Regions from separate parts of the Homo sapiens genome. Here regions 1 and 2 are each linked to region 3. A link is a contact called in ENCODE Hi-C data. All regions are on one chromosome and are shown on one strand. Each heading gives the region's core, a stretch centred on a gene start or an enhancer-like site at or near the end of the contact. The rest is flanking DNA. Distances are from core to core; before and after follow the strand shown.

The links. Hi-C counts contacts between places; a loop is a spot of excess contacts on that map. Pooled maps may share reads with other maps.
Region 1: a pooled map shows a loop between it and region 3 (3-fold over the local background). The contact joins two enhancer-like sites. A Hi-C loop is called at or near these places in 2 of 37 single-sample maps with no recorded cell type and 2 of 50 pooled maps.
Region 2: a map with no recorded cell type shows a loop between it and region 3 (4-fold over the local background). The contact joins two enhancer-like sites. A Hi-C loop is called at or near these places in 1 of 168 maps with a recorded cell type or tissue (IMR-90), 1 of 37 single-sample maps with no recorded cell type and 4 of 50 pooled maps.

Annotation. Positions count from the first base shown.
Region 1 is chr1:178,602,691-178,607,644 of GRCh38, reverse strand. No RefSeq gene overlaps it. Among named protein-coding and RNA genes, the nearest start is that of C1orf220, 62 kb to the right of the region's middle. RefSeq lists enhancers at 1,425-1,564, 1,575-1,724. Within about 2 kb of position 1,489, at least 6 of the 41 ENCODE cell types and tissues checked have a DNase peak (open chromatin) inside an H3K27ac peak, as active enhancers do.
Region 2 is chr1:178,657,102-178,661,448 of GRCh38, reverse strand. No RefSeq gene overlaps it. Among named protein-coding and RNA genes, the nearest start is that of MIR4424, 18 kb to the left of the region's middle. Within about 2 kb of position 1,553, at least 2 of the 41 ENCODE cell types and tissues checked have a DNase peak (open chromatin) inside an H3K27ac peak, as active enhancers do.
Region 3 is chr1:179,001,176-179,005,756 of GRCh38, reverse strand. No RefSeq gene overlaps it. Among named protein-coding and RNA genes, the nearest start is that of FAM20B, 22 kb to the left of the region's middle. RefSeq lists a silencer at 2,722-2,821. Within about 2 kb of position 2,901, at least 5 of the 41 ENCODE cell types and tissues checked have a DNase peak (open chromatin) inside an H3K27ac peak, as active enhancers do.

The DNA of each region.
Region 1 (4,954 bases), core at 240-2,739, 400 kb after region 3:
TCTTCAGGGACTTTAGAATTGACAGCCAGGATGTTGGTCAGTATTGCTGGAAGTGAGAACACGGCCTTCAGGAGTTGACTCAGCCTTTGTGAAGTGCCCATTTTTGGCCCACCCAGGTACACAGAGGTAGAGAATGTTGTCTGCCAAGGAGATCCAAAAGCAATGAACAGACACCAGAAGCCACGTAACCCAGTGAGAGAAAATGACTGAAAGAAAGCACCTTGGTATCTGAAAGCTTTCTAATTCAGGGTTCCAGTGCTTGAGAGGCCCAGCTATAGTTTCAGCAGCTTTGGGCTCTGTGAACTATCCCTGTATAAATAAATGTCTCCCTTGTGTTTAAGAAAGATGGGTATCATAAAATCATGTGAATGTTCGGTAATAGAGACACATCCAAAGTTTCACGGGGCACCTGGAGGTGAGGGAAAGTAGTCAGGAATGGCTTTCTGTAGAAGGTGATGTTGGTTGGACCAGTAGGGAGGGCACTTCAGACAGCGAGAACAGCATAAGCAATGCTGGGAGCTGCAAGCAGTTCAGTGTTGCTGGCACATAAAGGCATGGACTGGCCAGGAGTGAGGCTGGCCGGAGAGGGTGGCCAGGGGCCCAGTCAGGAGCATCTTGGGTGCCATGGGAAGGAGCCTGGACTTTATCCTGCAGGTCAGGGGTTCTCAACCATGTTTGCACATTAGGATTTCCTGGGAAATTTTAAAAAGAAATATGGTTTCTTTCTCCCATCCAGTCCACTTAAATCAGAATCTCTGGGAATGGAAGCAGGAACTGATTTTTTTTTTTTTTAAGGGCCCAGGTGATTCTAATGAGCAGATAGGCTGGAGAACCTGACAGGATGCCTTGAAGGGGTTTAAGTGAGATATAGACATGGTTTTAGAAAGATCACCATAGATGCTAGACTTTGAGGATGAGACAGAAGGCGGGGTGACTGTGGGCAAACTGCTGCAGTGTGCAGGGAGACGCTGAAGAGAACCTGAAATGGGATGAGGGTGCCAGAATAGAGGGGAAGTTTGCAAACATTATTTAGGAGACAAAATAGTTTTCAGTTTAAGATTTAGTGACTGGAGAGAGATGGAAGGTAGTCAGGGTTGTCCTGAGGGTCCTAGCTTGGGTGACTAAAATTGCCCCAGGCGGCACTCACCAGGGTTAAGCTGTGGATGTGTGGAATATGAGGTGGTGCCTGGTAAAGATCAGGCAGCTGAATAAGGCACCTAAGGCTTCAGGGCTAGACCAGGTGGAAACAAATTTCAGTTTCACAGCTCATTTTGAGTGTTGTCATTTATTTTTTATCATTTATTGAGGAGAACCTCCAAAAAAAAGTCACTTTTGTAGGTTACAAGGTGTTATGGGTGTTGAAAGCAGAGTGAGCCCCACCCCAGACCACCTCCTGAGACAGGGTGTGATGTGTGTCTCCAAGTGCCTTGAAGTCAAGTGACTTCTCAGAGAGGTCTAAAATTAGCAGAGCAGCTGTGCCTAGTGGGTGGCAACACCTCAGCTCACTAGGCCGAGAATGGGGCCTTCCTGCTGTGGGCTCTGTTGTGTGAGTAGGTCAGGAGTTAAAAGCAAGAATCTGTTTCTTTGGAGAATTTCCCCAGGAGCTGCATGTAGTCCCAGTGTGCTCAAAGAGAAGAGAAAATGTCTTCTGTTGCCAGGTGGAAGGGAAAGAACAGGGAGGGGTATGTTGGAAAGAAGCTTCATAGAAGGGCTGATTTTCAAGAACGTTCTCTATGGAAATGACGCCCTTAATGACAGGTGAGGAGTGGAGGAGCTCACACTGGGGAGTCAGTTCTGACAACTGGAAACCTGCTGTGGGCTGTGTTTTGCACAGAATAATGCTGTGTAGATGCTTTTTTTTTTTTTTTTTTTTTTTTTTGAGACAGAGTCTTGCTCTGTCGCCAGGCTGGAGTACAATGGCGCGATCTCGACTCACTGCAAGCTCCGCTCCCGGGTTCACACCATTCTCCTGCCTCAGCCTCCCGAGTAGCTGGGACTACAGGTGCCCACCACACCCAGCTAATTTTTTTTTTTTTTTTTTGTATTTTTAGTAGAGATAGGGTTTCACCGTGTTAGCCAGGATGGTCTCAATCTCCTGACCTCATGATCTGCCCGCCTCAGCCTCCCAAAGTGCTGGGATTACAGGCGTGAGCCACTGCGCCCGGCCTGTAGATGCTTTCTTGTTGTGGGTTTTCACTCTCGGGGGTGGTTCAACCTGGCCTCCAGATCAGGCCTCTGCTGCCAACCCTGCCAACCCAAGGGATTTGTGGTGGGGGCCAGGCAGGTAGGTAGAAGTGGAGGGAGAGGAATCTCTTCACATTTTTTTTTAACATAGTATAGATGTATATAACATATTAAGCATACATTTTAATAGTTTTATATAAAAACTAACCCTCAAGACATATAAAAGCCTGGAGAGGAGATTGGAGGGGAAGGGTAGTAAATGACACAATGTTTCGTTGTGTTTCCATTAGGTTGGATTCTCTCTTCCTTGAGCTTTTGTCTACAGATTATTCTACACACACAGGAAGGATGACTGAGAAAATGAAAAATGGCAAGATACAGGACTCACTACCTAACTGAAAAGTTAAGCATGAACAAGCTGTAGGGGTATTATATATCCAGGAGTATTAATTTATATGGCATTTATCTGGGGATTTTTTTCCTACAAAATACCACCATAATCCCAGATGATACCAGAAAATATTTAATAGCAAGATTAAAAAATTAATCTTAACATGTCCTTTACGTTAATGTCCTCCATTCACACAAGGAATCCCCATTCTCCACCCAGAGATCCCAGCTATCTCCATAACCACGGGAAGTTGGTGAGATTGCCTGGAGCAGCCGCTGTGAAAGGCAGGGAGGAGTACAAAAGGAGGAAGCAGATGGGATGCTCCTAGGGCACCTACGGACTGAAAAGGAAGACTTCTGGGCTGGGTCTCAGGGATCATGTTGAGTTCAAGGAAAGAAACTCCCCAAGAAGCTGTGTCCGTTTGGCCTGTATGCGAGCAGATGTGCATTATCTTGGCCAAGCTGCTTCTCTGAGCTCCGAAAGACTTGCTTTGCTTGAAATAGTCTCTTTTGGCCGGGCACGGTGGCTCACGCCTATAATCCCAGCACTTTAGGAGGCCAAGGCGGGTGGATCACAAGGTTAAGAGATCGAGACCATCCTGGCCAACATGGTGAAACCCCGTCTCTACTAAAAATACTAAAAAATTAGCTGGGCATAGTGGCGCGCGCCTGTAGCCCCAGCTACTTGGGAGGCTGAGGCAGGAGAATCACTTGAACCCGGGAGGCAGAGGTTGCAGTGAGCTGAGATCGCGCCACTGCACTCCAGCCTGGTGACAGAGTGAGACTCCGTCTGGAAAAAAAAAAAAAAAAAGAAAGAGTCTCTTTTGTAATCTTGGTTGTGTTTTCTAGTGAGTTCTTGGATGCATTTAGGAGGTGCTACCATAACTAGGAGACCAAGAGGGCAGCAATTCACTCATGAGGGAGGGCAGAGAGAGTCCCAGGGAGGAGGGAAAACTGTGGGTGGAGCTGAGTGCTAGAGGCAAGAACTCAAAGAGAAAGCGGGGACAGATGAGATTGATGGTGCCATACAACCCTCCTTTCAAAGCTGAGTATTTAACATTGTTGAAAAATCAGCATTCATCCCTTTTATTTTATAACTGGTAAAGACCTTTATAATCCTTCAGTGGCCGAGAGGACCTACTGGGCCAGTCTGCTCTGTGACTCTCCCTCATATCTAATGAAATGGGCAAGGCACTCCCAGAGGCAGGCCCTGGGCCCTTGGGTCAGGGATCTACCCCTGCTTTTGAACTTCTTTTGGCCTCCTTCAGTGCTCTGCCCCTTATAGCCGGGCTTCAGGGTATAGTCCATGTCCATGTGGTTGCTTATACCTCAAAGCTACTTCTGGATAGCCTGAGCCAATCTCGTGCTACTCAAGAAGTAAAGGAGAAGAATTTCCAACTATATACCTGGCTTTGTGAATAGTCTATGGGAGCTACTTATTGGGAGCCTCCACAGAAAAACCTGTTTCCCACTGTTACATATGCTCACTTTTCATCCATTCAGATGCAGAGGCTAAAATGTAAAACCTAATATAAATTCAAAAAGGAGGTACATAAGCATTTCTGTATCTATCACTTGCAATGCTCTTTTTACCTGGACAAATCAAGAGCGAACCTGTTCTTATTTGAGGTCACAGGAACGGCACGTCTTTTGTGACATTTCAGGCTCAGCTTACGGAGAGTTTCTTAGTGGTGAACCAGGATGTTTTGGTGATAACTTGCAAAAGGGATGAGTGAAGTAACTACAATGAAGACTGATGATCTAGATTCAGGATTCCATTCCCTTCTTGTTCCTATATGGTTGAACATTGGGAGACACTCCCAGGATCTCCATTTGTTTCTCCATAACTTTAAAAGCAACCAAAATTTTTAACTAGCTCTATGCACCATGCTAAATGCTTTATATAGATATATGTGTGGAATTTAGTCCTCAAAACAATTTTGTGAGATAGGTGTGGGTAACCCCATTTTACAGATGAGGACTCTTTGAGTCCCTGAGAGGTTAAGTAACTTGCCCGAAGTCTGAGTGCTGGTGAGTGGTGGATCTAAGATTCTAAACCAGCTCATCTGATGCCAGGTCCACATACTTTATGCATTTTACCTTCTGGGAAAGAACTAATGCCTCTTTTCGTAAGGTTTGAGAGAACAAATAAGAAAGTACATATAAAAAGCTTTGAGAGTTGGGAATCAAGGTATCTGTAAGCCTTAGATTCTTAAGTATGGTGAAAAGAAAATTGAAAGGGATCAGTTAAAATCTCACAAGATCAAAATGTATTGCTCAGGGATTCTCAAAATTAGGAATTGTAAGTAGAAACATGGATCTCAGCCTTTTTATCTATAGGTAAGAGGCTGAAAAGGCTCAGTTTTGCTGCAGATTCCAA
Region 2 (4,347 bases), core at 304-2,803, 340 kb after region 3:
ACAGGCGTGCGCCACCATGCCTGGCTAATTTTTTGAATTTTTAGTAGAGACGGGTTTTCACCATGTTGGCCAGGCTGGTCTCGAACTCCTGACTTCAAGTGATCCACCTGGCTTAGCCTCCCAAAGTGCTGGGATTACAGGCGTGAGCCACTGCGCCAGCCTGACAGAGCTATTCTTATTGCAAAAGTTTGGAGTTCAGAAATGAGAGCCCCAAGGGTCAATATATTACTTATCTGAAACAAACAGATGATGGAGGGAAAATGTTCTCTGGAATTTGCTTTTTTCATATGTAACATGGGTGTGATGTTATTTCCTTCACATGTGAACACTCACTGAGCACCCAGCAGAGAGGTGAGTACCCAGGGATGTAACACCCGCTAGATATAAGTCTTCTTCCTAGTGCATCAGAAAACAGGAGGGACACTGAGGCCAGTGTGGAGGAAGGTAGCACAGGTTCAGTGTTCCCATCACCCATGGTGATGCTGTGGTGTATGACACAGTAGGAGGCACAATGGAGGCATTTTCTTTTTTCAAATGCAATAAATGGCCTAGTTACAAGCTTGGGAATAAAGTCAATGCTGAAGCACTCTTTAAAATGTCGCTTTGGTGCTACATAATGAGATGCCTTTCTCTTCTTTGAGAAGAGGTGGAAGCCAGGGAACTATAACAGGTTTAACCATCCAATTAGTCACTTCATCTTAACAGAAAAAAATGAGTGGGTCCTTTGGGTTTTGCTGTGCTTATCTAGGTCATTTCCAGCTTCTAGTCACAGTAAATCTATTCTACACAGCTGGAACATTAGCAACATCTGGATTTCTCAAAAGGTCATGTGTGTGCATCATTAGAGCAAGACTACAAAGTATCATTTTGAATCATAATGAATATTCCACTTCCAAAAGCAAGGATGTTTTTAAGGCAGCTGCAGCAAAACTAAGGAGGCAATTTACTTGAAATTCAATTGTGATCATTTTTTGGTGATTAAAAACCTAACATTTTCCCAACAATATCTCCAATGTGCTTTCAGAAAGCCCCCCAGTGCCATGCCTTCACACAAGAACTAATACTTACTGGATTCTATAGCAACAAACAATTATTTCTAACCAGTGAGTATGTGAGGTCCTCCTGGCTGGGTCCATTCTCAGATTCAGCTGTGACCTCTAAGTTTCTGAGACATATTCCAAGAGCAAAGGGGCTTCTCCTTGGGATTTCTGCTTAGGCTGTGGGGAAATCTAATTGTAGCACCCTTTATCTGTTCCCAAGGTACTTTGCCTGAGTATTGTGCCGGCAGCAGAATACTCCTTTATTCCCAACTTCAGTCACGACATGACACCACACTCATCCTTGACACCTTGACACCCCACTGGAAAATGTCACGTCCCCTTCAAATAACTCCTCTATGTGACACATTCAAAATTTGCTCTGCTCTGACCCTTTTTAACCTATTCAATCTCAGTTCCTTTTTGCCTCTGTCATTTTCTCTCTGCCTCTATTAGATCAGTTTATTTTTATTGCCACACGAATCTTGTGGTTTCCCCACCTAGCTTATGTTAGGCCCTTTCTTCTTTTTTTTTCACCTACTCAAATATTTCCAGCCCTTCCAAAGCCCCAGATAGAATCTTTGTTTTGTTTTTGGTTTTTGTTGTTGTTTTGTTTTTAGTGTACTAATACTCATTATTCTTCTGATTCCCCAAACCCCCTTGTTATTAATAGCTGATATCCGTTCCTCATTTGTTCTTTCATTCTTGCAACAAATATTTACTAAGAACCCACTATTGGTGCTATAGTTTGGATATTTGTCCCTGCCTAACTCTCATGTTGGATTGTAATCCCCAGTGCTGGAGGCGGGACCTGGTGGGAGGTGTTTGGGTCATGTGGGCAGATCCCTTATGGATTGGTGCTGTCTTCATGACAGTGAGTGAGTTCTTATGAGATCTGGTCATTTAAAAGTGTATGGCAACTGCCCCACTCTATCTATTGCACCTGGTCCCACCATGTGAGACACCTGCTCCCTCTTCACCTTCTGCCATGATTGTGAGCTTCCTGAGGGCTCCCTGGAAGCCAAGCCGATGCCAGAACCATACTTCCTGTAAAGGCTGCAGAACCAGAAGCCAATTAAACCTCTTTTTTTCTAAATTACCTAGCCTCATGTATTTCTTTATAGCAACACAAAAACAGCCTAATACAGCTAGTGACCATTCTGGAACTCAGGATGCCATGGTAAGTAAGACAGTCTTTGCCCTCTTGGTGATTTTATTCTAGTATGGCAGACAGATAATCAGGTAGTAAGTAAATAAGTAGTATAACGGACTGAGACAAATGTTGTGAGAAAAAATTAAAAGGCAGGGTAAGGGCTAGTGCGTGACCATAGGAATAAGAGCTTTTTCCATATGGTGATAGGGAAAGGCCTCTTTGAGGAGGAGACACTTGTATTTGAGGAGAGACTTAAATTATGACAAGAAATCAACCATAAGCTGGCCGAGCGCGGCGGCTCACACCTGTAATCCCCACACTTTGGGAGGCCAAGGCAGGCGGATAACGTGAAGTCAGGAGTTCGAGACCAGCCTGGCCGACATGGTGAAACCCCATCTCTCCTAAAAATACAAAAATTAACTGGGCATGGTGGCAGGCACCTGTAATCCCAGCTACTCGGGAGTCTGAGGCAGGAGAATGGCTTGAACCAGGGAGGCGGAGGTTGCAGTGAGCTGAGATCGTGCCCTTGCACTCCAGCCTGGGTGGCTGAGTGAGAATCTGTCTCAAAAAAAAAAAAAAAAAAAAAAAAAAAAGAAAGAAAGAAAGAAAAGAAAAGAAAAGAAAAGAAAAAGAACGAAAAGAAAAGAAATCAACCATAAGCTAACCCAAGAGAAGAAAGGGAAAGGGAACAGGAAGTGAAGTCCCTGAGGCAGGAATGTTCTAGAAAGATGAGGGGTGCTCTAGGAGACCAATAAGAAGGCTAACATGGGCAGAGTGTAGTAGGAGATGAAGATGGATGGGAGGCAGAGGTGAGAACCTGCAGGGCTTTGAGGGAGAGAAGAATCAAGTGCAACTCCTTAGGCTGGGTGCGGTGGCTCATGCCTGTAATCCCAGAACTTTGGGAGGCCAAGGCAGGTGGATCACTTGAGGCCAGGAATTTGAGACCAGCCTGGCCATCATGGCAAAACCCCATCTCTACTAAAAATACAAAAATTAGCCGGGCAAAGTGGCACATGACAGTAATCCAGCTACTTGGGAGGCTGAGGCAGGAGAATTGCTTGAACCCAGGAGGCAGAGGTTGCAGTGAGCCGAGATTGTGCCACTACACTCCAGCCTGGGCAACAGAGTGAGACACTGTCTCAAAAACAAAACAAAGAGCAACTTCTTAATGTTAAGTCTAAGTGCCTGGATAGATGATGTTACCACGTCCTCATAGGGAAAGCTTGGGGAAGGAAGTGAATGCAGATTTGTATGGGGTTATTGAATCTGGAAACAAGAATTTCTTTTTGGACATGTGAAGTTTGAGAACCTTTGAGACATCCAAGTGTAGCTGTTGAGTAGACAGTGGGATATGTAAGAGTTTGAAGCTCAAGGAGCCATCAGGCTAGAGATACAACCTGGGAATTCACTTAAGCTTAGGGATGAGAATGTAAATTGAGAAGAGGCCAGAACCCCGGAGCCCACAGGCATTTAGAGGTTAGGAAGGAGGAGATAGAAGGAAACTCCAAACATGTGGCCTTTGAGGTGTCCCACATATTTGGACACATCCATGGTGTTGTGTGGCATGCCAATAGTTTCACGTGCGCCGGACTTACCATGAAAACCAAGGCTGCAAACTTCCTGAGACCACTCATATTTCTCCATGAGAGCAGGGCTAAAGGTCCAAAATGTTTTATTGGTGTGTAGTCTTGGCACAGTCCCTGTTTACCATGTATTTCTTAGAGCAAGGAGTGTACACTGCCAGGCTATTGAGGGAAGTGTGGCTTCTTCCTTTCTCAAGGACTATATCTTTGAGTTAGTTAAGAATTCTCAGACTTACTTTACTGGCAGTGAACTGATGCACAGAGAGATTAACTGATTTATGCCCAGCCCAAACTGAGTCAACAGCCAGCCCGAGGCCACACTGCAGTGTTTATTAAATTATGGACTGAGGATTGCCAGCATCTCAGCCACCTGGAGTGTTGCTTAAGAAAAAAAAAAAAAAAAAATAGGCCGGGCGCAGTGGCTCATGCCTATAATCCCAGCACTTTGGGAGGCCAAGGCGGGCGGATCATGAGGTCAGGAGATCCAGACCATCCTGGCTAAAATGGTGAAACCCCGTCTCTACTAAAAATACAAAAAAATTAGCCGGGCATGGTGGTGGACGCCTGTAGTCCC
Region 3 (4,581 bases), core at 1,652-4,151:
GGGACACAGTGACCTTTACAGAGGATTCCAGGAGCAGATGCAGCACAGCTCTACATAAGGTGGAACAATATGCGTTGTTTCATTTCGACATACATTTTCAATGATTTGCTTCTTTTCTGCCAACTAACATAACCTGGCAGGATTTTCATTCAATCATTCAACAAAAATATGTTGAGAATTTACTCTGTGCCAACCACTGTGCTAGGGGCTGGTGTAGAAAAATGAACAAAACACAGTACAATCTCAGCCCTTGAAAAACTATACACTCATGAGGCAGTACGATACGTGCTGTAGGGTGGGGGCAGACAGGACAGTCGCCTAAGGGGGTACATGGGAGAGGCACTTATCTCAGGCTTCATTTTTTTAAGCTTTTTATTCTGGCTAGGTATGGTGGCTCACACCTGTAATCCCAGTACTTTGAGAGGCCAAGGTGGGAGGACTGCCTGAGCCCAGGAGCTCATGAGCAACTTGGGCAACACAGCAAGACCCTATGTCTATTAAAAATTTTTTTAAAGCTTTTTATTTTGAAAACTTCCAAACAAACACAAATATTGAGAGGATAGTACAATGAGCTCTCACATATTCATCACCCAGCTTCAACAACAATCAAAATGATCGACATTTTGCCATTTTTGTTTCATGTACCTGTTCCCATATTTTTTCTTGAGTATTTTAAGACAAATCCCACCTATCATTATCATTTCATCCATTTCTTTTTCCTTTTTTTTTTCTGAGAGGGTCTCACTGTGTCACCCAGTCTGTAGTACAGTGGAGCAATCACAGCTCACTGTAGCCTTGATCTCCCCAGCTCTGGTGATCCTCTCACCTCAGCCTCCAGAGTAGCCGGGACTACAGGCACGCACCACTACACCCAGCTAATTTTTGTATTTTTTGTAGAGACAGGGTCTCACTATGTTGCCCAAGCTGGTCTCAAACTCCTGGTCTCAAGTGATCCTTGGCCTCCCAAGGTGCTGGGATTACAGGTGTGAACCACTGTGCCTGGCCCGTTTCACCCATTTCTTTCTTTCTTTCTTTCTTTTTTTTTTTTTTTTGAGACAGAGTGTCGCCCTGTCACTCAGGCTGGAGTACAGTGATGCGATCTCTGCTCACTGCAACCTCTGCCTCTCAAGTTTAAGCGATTCTTGTGCCTTAGCCTCCCAAGTAGTTGGGATTACAGGTGTGCATCACCATGCCTGGCTAATTTTTGTATTTTTAGTAGAGATGGGGTTTTGCCATGTTGCCCAGGCTGGATTCAAACTCCTGACCTCAGCTGATTTGCCTGCCTTGGCCTCCCAAAGTGCTGGGATTATTTGCATCTCTAACAGATAAGACATGACCTAATCATTCTCAAAGGGGTTAAGAGTACTTCCGGGAGGCAGCAGCACCTAAGCTGAGGCCTGGAGAGGAAGTAGCCTTACCACCCGGGTGAAAGATACAGGAGGGGGCCTTGGGGAGGAAGGAGAAAAGTTTCAGATCAAAGGAAGTTTGGTGGCGGTCAAAGGTGAGGGGAACATGGTGTGTTTAGCACCTCTTTACTCACCTGTGGTCTGTGGACCTGGAAGATTCATACTACCTGGGAGCTTCTTAGAGCTTCAGAACCTGGACCCCCAAACCAGGCTTGGTGAATTGGAATCTGTATTTTATCAAAATCCCCTGGTGATTTGTTTACAAATCAAGGTCCTCCACATCTGAGAGGCTGGCTGTTTAGGGAACTGCCTATAATCTCAGCATTTTGGGAGGCCAAGGCATGGAACCAAGGCTGAAGTTCCATGTCACAGGAGGGAAGAATGGCGAGTGATGTGGCGAGAGCAAGGGGTGAGGTTAGGGAGGTCTGTGAAGCCAAGACACACATACCATTTTTATCCTGAGACCAGAGAAGAGTTGCTCAGTTTTGAGCAGTGGGATGCAATTTGCCTTGAGGCGATGGCTCTGCTACAGCGGGGAGAGTGGATTGAGCTGGGGGAGAAGGAAACAAGTTAGGTTTTAGTTCCTTTAGAAGCTGCAGGTTGCACTTTGGAGCCCAGCGGCCATGGTGTATTTTTATCATGTTCAAACCCCAGCTTGGCTTTTCACACACTGAGTGGCTGTGACTTAAGACACAGCTATTTAACTTTTCTGAGCCTCTCCTTCCTCATTTGTCCTAGGCATGGCACCTTCTTTTTATGAGACCTCAATCACAGCGTCAACAAAAAAACGAATGTCCAGAATGGAATCTGATTTTGATGTGTTAGGAATTCAGATGGAATCAGAAATGCTACAACTGGCTGGCTCTATACCGACTCCTAGCCCAGATGGCAGAACTCAGGCCCCTTTCCTTCTACACAGCTGTGTGGTCAGAGAAAGAGCCCAGAACTGGGGCTTAGGAATCCAGCTTCTAGAAAATTCAGCTCAGTGCTCCACCTAACCTGAAATCTCCGCAGAAAAGCAGCTCCACTCTCCAGCCCTCCATGCACATTCCATACCTGCCTGCCTGCCTGCCCCTGCTTAGGCTGTCTCCTGCACCTGAAGTGCACGTGTGCATGCGCGTGTTTACTCCACATTATGTTTGGGACACTGTGCTCAGTGCTTTGGGTGAGTGAGAAACACTCTCTTCTTACCCCATCAAAATCCATCCTACCCTTTGAGCTCATTTCCTACACGCCTTACCCATCTGAACTCAAATGGCCTGTGAAGTCATACCCCAGAGTTGAGAGCACCTGGTGGGGACATTTCGCCAGGGGAGAACGAGTCAGCAGGCCCTGATAGGGCCAGGTCCTCTCCCCAGGGTCTTGTGAAGTGAGCAGGGACAGAGCAAGGTCGGTCAGGGAGGGCCTGCAGGGGTCGTTTGGCCAAAGGACCGTGCCGGGGCCTTTCCTCTCTCCCCGTGCTGCACCTCCAAACATGACCACACGGGGTCAGTGTCCTTTCATGCTTGAGTTGGTGACCCCAGGGCTCTCTCTGCAGGGTCTTTCTGCCGAGTTGTAGCTAATTGTACAAAAACTTCCCCGAGGCTGGGAGCAAAGTAATCTTTTACGCCAGAATGACCCAAGGTCAGGGTGAAGAAGAAGAGCAGCAGATTGTTTTCACAGTCATGTTGTTTCACTGAGAGGGGCCCCTGGAGCCCTGCATGGATGCCCTACACAGGCCGGCTCAGAGCTCTCTGGCTCATTAGTAAGCACTCATTCGGGCAGACGGCTGGGGAGGCGGGAAGGCCAGCCACAACAGGGAAGACGTCTGAATTCCGCACACTTAAATCCCTCTGGAACATTCAGGGGTCCCAATCCACAGCAGACTATTCCTGCTGGTCCTGTTTTTTGTTTTTGTTTTTGTTTTTGTTTTGGAGATGGGGTATTGCTCTGTCACCCAGGCTGGAGTGCAGTGGGATGATCACAGCTCACTGCAGCCTCGGCTTCCCAGGCTCAAGCAGGCCTCAGCCTCCCGAGTAGCTGGGACTGTAGGCATGCGCCACCATGCCTGGGTTTTTAAAAATTATTTTTTGAGATAGGGTCTTGCTCTGTCGCCCAGGCTGAAGTGCAGTGGCACCTTCTTGGCTCACTGCAAACTCCGCCTCCCAGGTTCAAGCGATTCTCTTGCCTCAGCCTCTCGGGTATCTGGGATTACAGGCATGTGCCACCACGTCCTGCTAATTTTTGTATTTTTAGTAGATATGGGGCTTCACCATGGTGGCCAGACTGGTCACAAACTCCTGACCTCAAGTGATCCTCCCACCTCGGCCTCCCAAAGTGCTGGGATCACAGGAGTGAGCCACCGCGCCTGGCCCCATGCCTGGCTTTTAAAAAGTTTTTCTAGAGGCGAGGTTTCCCTATGTTGCCCAGGCTGGTCTTGAACTCCTGGGCTCAAGCAATTCTCCTGCCTTGGCCTCCCAAAATGCTGAGATTATAGGCATAAGCCACTGTGTCTGGCCACCAGTCCTGTTTTTAAAGTCTACAGCAGACTCAGCCTCAAGTACTGCTGCTGGTGGTTGAGACCTCAGCCCAGGCCACAAGGGCCAGGGGCTCACCCTTCACAGGAGGGTGGTGGGTACTGACACAATGGCCAACCACCCTGCCAGGCAGGACTTTGCTGGGGGAAAAGTCCCCAGAGGTCTAATCCAGCAAATGCATGTCTCACTGGCTCACCCACCCTCCTGCTCCCCAGAGAAGCAAAGAGTTCCTCAGCCTTATGTTGTTGATGGCTCTCAGGGCCTGAGATGAGGGCTGGGATGCGGACTTTGGAGAATGGGCTAGGGACCCTAGAGGCTGCTGAGGGCCAAGAATGGCTGTTGGTATAAATCCCTGGGCCCCACACCACAGTCCAGGCACAGATCAAGTTTTGTGAAGTCTGAAGCTTATATAATTTGGAGATCTCTTCAAGAAAAATAACACAAAATAAAAAAATACAAAGTTGAATATAAAAGTAAATATTTAGAATGAGAAAATAGATGACATCAAGTTATAAATTTTTAAAGGCTGACAAATACCACAAACATCACAAAATCCAGAAAATTCACGTTTTTATTAACTGATACACTTCTATAATATTTTTCCATGTGCTTCTGTCTGCCTACTCTTTGATGACCGCTTCAAATGCCAACAATTTTGT